Linked DNA regions of Homo sapiens: region 2 is linked to region 1. Evidence: read pairs that join two places in POLR2A ChIA-PET (ENCODE). Cell type or tissue: IMR-90. All regions are shown on one strand.

Evidence for each region. ChIA-PET counts read pairs that join two places held together with the same protein. Peaks named below come from ENCODE experiments on the same cell type or tissue, not always from the same donor. Only the 100,000 strongest peaks of a DNase experiment are listed, where the experiment ranks them.
Region 2: POLR2A ChIA-PET joins it to region 1 with 6 read pairs; 2 of 35 experiments call an interaction of 5 or more read pairs at or near these places.

The regions. Positions count from the first base shown.
Region 1 is chr14:32,656,085-32,658,584 of GRCh38, forward strand. The region is part of intron 7 of AKAP6 (A-kinase anchoring protein 6); the gene reads left to right. It overlaps LOC124903298 (a long non-coding RNA gene), which reads right to left. Exons shown (of 3, transcript XR_007064109.1): 3 at 433-521. Among named protein-coding and RNA genes, the nearest start is that of NPAS3, 280 kb to the right of the region's middle. RefSeq lists an enhancer at 1,224-1,293. In IMR-90, no CTCF peak of the experiment used is centred here; a DNase peak (open chromatin) is centred at 1,217.
Region 2 is chr14:32,777,469-32,779,968 of GRCh38, forward strand. All of the region lies in intron 12 of AKAP6 (A-kinase anchoring protein 6), which reads left to right. Among named protein-coding and RNA genes, the nearest start is that of NPAS3, 160 kb to the right of the region's middle. In IMR-90, no CTCF peak of the experiment used is centred here; no DNase peak of the experiment used is centred here.

The DNA of each region.
Region 1 (2,500 bases):
GTAGAATACCAACAGAACTAATTTGGATTTTTTTAAATAAATGTGTTTGGAAAAATCTCATGCTTAAAATGCACTCATGAAGCAATATTTATAGCGTGTATGACTATAAAGATATATTAAACATAAACATAAATCTTTCTGTTTTATGTGACTTTTATTATCTGCCCATCAAATTTAGTTAATTATCAAAGGTGACTCTATTTAATGAAAGCTGTGTCCCAACAAAACCTATTTTCTTCTCCCACAGTGATCTACAAAGAAGTTATGAGATTAGGTACAGAGTATTTTGCTCACTTTCATGACCACTGCCTGTAGTATGAGAAATAGAAGACAGTGGTTTCTCTCCTTCTTAGCAGTTCTCCAGATTTACTCTGAATAAGCATCACCTGGGAGTGCCAGCCAAAACTGACTCACCTGGGAAACTAAGATTTATTCAGTCCTCACTGGGCCTGGGAATCTGCATTTTAGTGAACCCACCAGCTGATTCTGAAGCTGGTAATCTGAAGACTACTTTCTGAGACCTAGAATGAAGGGGAATACATACGTTTAGTGTAGAGCAATCTTTCGCTCATAGGCAATTGTTTTAAATATTATTGACAGTTAAGTAAATGCCTGTGTTTATACCCAGTTAAGTAAATGGCTCAGTAGTTGATGCTATTGTTCCACTCCTACATCTCTGAAGGACTTCTCTAAGGAAGGCCCTATGAACTTAAAACCTACAAGGAAGTTCGTGAGGGTTTGTCACATGTTTATAAAGCAGGGTTCTATGCTTCTTAAAGCCCTGGCTGTAAATATGCTTCTCTCTGTTTATCCTGCTTATACCTTTCCTGAGTGAAAGCCCAACTGAATTTAATTAGCAGAGCATAAATAGTACTGACATATGGCAATCCAATATATGGAATTTTGTCATAATACAGTTTATAGAATAGGGGAAGAATTTGATAAAGACTCCACAAATTCACGTAAACAGAACTGAGAGGTGTCCTTGCACCTATTTACAGGGTACTGCCCTCAGCGCAGATCCAGAAGAATGGCCAGATCCTGCATGATCTCCTGGGAGCCCTGGCTCTGATTTGACATAGGGAAAAAGGTCAAGAAAATCACTGTAACTTGGGGTATGGCTTTGCAAACCCAAGAAACATTCATTTCCCCATTTGTTAGTTGAAAAGGAGTACAGAGAAGATGCTGACTCATGCTGACCCTGTAGTGGCTGTGATGAAATAACCCGTGGCAGGAACAAGAAGAGAGAAGCGCAACCCTCGGTAGAGTCAATGGAAGCAATTCCAATGTTAGTAACAGCTTAAAGCAGCAAATGAGCCTACAAATCTGTGAGTGCTGCTCCCTAGCTCTTTTTCTCTCATTACACCAACATTTACCACAATGGACCTAATTTTTGAGATTTTCAGTTTAGATTTAAACGAAAGCTCATGAGATCCAGGACACTTTTTGTCATGGTCTTTCAGATTTCTCTGTGTCTAAATATTGCCTTATATCCAGCACGGGCTTACTAGAGACTTTGTTGTTTTTAATTTTGATCTATCTGCAGTATTATGATTGTTTTTCTTAATGCTTAATCAGGAAGGATATGATTACTTTTTCTGTGAGTGTACATGTTTTTAAAAGCTCACCATTTTTTTTTTTACCATAATTTTATCATGTCTTGGGATAAAAGAATACAATGATCTGCTACATGGATACCATTTCTACAGTACTTCTATTCCATATAATGATGATGCTGTTTTCATTAAAGTAATAAAAAAAATCTATACAGCATATGAGCAGGATTTGAAAGTTGGCACATCTAATTATCATAGTAAGGAAAGAACATGAATGCCAATTTTATATTTAACAAAAGTCATCCTTAATTGTTGGTGGTCGCACACATGGTAGATTGACAATAAAGAACTAGTCTAGCACATTTGGATCTTAAACATAAAACAAGGCAACGTAGATTGTTTTAAAAATGAAGTTTGTGCTAGTCTGAGACCTCAGGTATTAAATGTCTTCAGAAACTGGTGCTTTCTTTGATCCCTGAGAAAGATAAGAAGAGGTTAGGAGGTAGATGGTCACATAGATAATGCTACTCTATATAGTGATTGATTTATTACATATAAGGAAGACGACAGTCTATGGGGATTTTTCAAGCCAAAAGTCTCCTGCCTTGCAAATGATCATTGAGAGATTACAATGTAACTCCTGTTTAAAATGTGAAAGCTGTTGGCTCTATAATTTCTAAAGAGCATCCTTTTTTATTTTAATGATGTTTTCACTCATATTGTACATATCTCCCTGTTTAATATTCTAAATTTGATGTGTACTTCAGAAGTGATCACTGTTTTGTGATTTACAACCTTGGAGAAAAATAACATAGTAGTCATAACTTTGCAGTTTTTTGTGATGCATGAAGATCAGATTTTTTAATGTTGGTTAATGCTTTGCTAATTAAAGTATGCATGTTAATTAAAGCAGAGGCTAATGTTAATTACCTATATTAATGGAA
Region 2 (2,500 bases), 120 kb after region 1:
TCATATTAAGTAGAGACATTAAAAATATCTACCTGAAATCACATTATAAAGAGGAAAACTATCATTACTGAGATGAAAAATACACTGGATGAGATTAACAGCCAATTAGACATCACAGAAGAAATAATTTGTAAACCTGAAAACATAGCAATAAAAATTGTGCAAAATGAAGCAGAAAGAAAAAAAGACAGAGCAAAATAAAATCAGAGCATCAGTGAGCTCTGAGGTATCTTCAAGCAGCCTAATTGAAGATTAGAATTAGAATCCCATAATAAAAGGAAGGTGGAAGCTGGGTGCTCTTGCTCACATATGTAATTCCAGCACTTTGGTAGGCTGAGGTGGGAGGACTGCTTGAGGCCAGGAGTTCAAGACCAACCTGGGCAACATAGCAAGACCTCATTTCTACAAAACAATACAAAAATTAGGCAGGCCTGAAGACACATGCGTGCAGTCCCAGCTACTTGGGAGACAGAGGCAGGAGGATCACTTGAGCCTGGGAGGTTGTGGCTGCAGTGAGCTGTGTTTGTGCCACTGCACTCTAGCCTGGATGACAGTCAGACCCTGTCTCAGAAAAATAAAAATAAAAAGATAGTGGAATAAAATAACCTAGAATTATATATACAGAGAAAATATCATTCAAAAATGAAGACAAAATAGTTTTCATTCATTAAAACCTGAGGATATTCATTACCCATCGACCTGTACCACAAGAAATGTTAAAGGCAGTCCTTCAACCAAATGGAAAATTATATCAGATGGAAACCTGGATAAGCACAAGGGAATGAAGAAGACTGAAAATAGTAACTATGTGGGTTACTATGAAATTTTTTTTGTATTATTTAAATCTCTTTAAGTGGTAATAGACTGCTTAAATCAAGTTGATAACAGCTTATTGTCTATTTATAACATATGTAGAAGTCAAACGTATGACAACAAAATATTGCAACGGCCAGGAACTATGTGGTTTTTATTCTATGTGAGGTGGTATAATATCATTTAAAGTTTTTTTTTTTGAAAAGAGGATTAAAGAAAAAATTAGACATGTGATAAGATAAAATATATGGTTTTGGGTTTTTTTTATTTGTTTGTATTTTTAGATACGGGGTCTTACTCTGTTGCTCAGGCTACAATGCTATGGCACAATCATGGCTCACTGTAGCCTTGACCTCCTGGGTGCAAGCAGGTCTCCTGCCTCAGTCTCCAAGTAGCTGAGAATACAGGAGCATGCCAGCATACCCAGCAATTTTTTTTTTTTTTTTGGAGAGATGGGATCTCGCTATGTTGCGCAGGCTAGTCTCAAACTCCTGGCCTCAAGCAGTTCTCCCACCTTGGCCTCCCACAGTGCTGGGATTACAGGCATGAGTCGCCATGCCTAGCTTATAACTCTTTAAAAACATAACAAAAAGCTATAATGAGTAGGCCAACAGAGGAAATGAATAGAATCATTTAAAAAAAAATAAAAGAAAAAGAATAAAAAATAGATGCAATAAATAGAAGAATAGCAAGATGGAAGACTTAAAACAACTGCATAAATAATCCTGTTAAATGGGAATGGACTAAAAGCCCCAATTAAAAAGGAACAATGATCGGATTAGGTTTATAAAGCTCTACTGAGTTACATGTTGCCTATGAGAAACCCAATTTAGGCCAGATGTGGTGGCTCACACCTGTAATTTCAGCACTTTGGGAGGCTGAGGCAGCAGGATCACTTAACCCCAGGAGTTTGAGACCAGCCTGGGCAACATGGTGAAACCCCGTCACTACAAAAAAATAAAAATAAAAAATTAGCCAGGCATGGTGGCAGTGCACCTGTGGTCTCAGCTGCCCACTACTCAGGAGGCTCAGGTGGGAGGATCACTTGAGCCCAGGAGGTTGAGGCTACCATGAACAGTGTTTGTGCCCCTGTACCCCAGCCTGGGCAACAGAGTGAGACTCTGTCTCAGGACCAAAAAAAAAAAAAAAACAAAGGAAACCCACTTTAAACATAAAGATATAATAAAGCTAAGAGATGGAAATATATATATTAAGCTAACACAAACAGAGTTGGAGTGGCTGTATTAATAGTAAACAGTGTAGATTTCAGAGCAAAGAAGATTACAAATTATAAAGAAGCTCATTCTTAATGATAAAGATGCCAATTAATCAAGAAGACAACATTACTAAATGTTTATGCTCTAAAACAGAGCTTTAAAATACATAAAGCAAAAATTGATACAACTGTGAGGAGACAACAAAAACAGACCATTTTGGGCAGAGATTCCATTACTTTTTCTCAATAGCTGATAGACCAGAAAAATCAGTAAAGATATAAAAGACTTGGAATGATACTATAAAGCAATTTAATTGGCACTTAAAACACTCTATCCAAGGCTTTTATCAAAAGGATAATGAATAACAATTGTTGGTGAGGGTGTAGAAAAAAGGGAACCCTTGTCCACTGTTGGTAGGAATGTAGATTGGTGTAGCCTCTGTGGGAAGCAGTATGGAGGTTCCTAAAGAA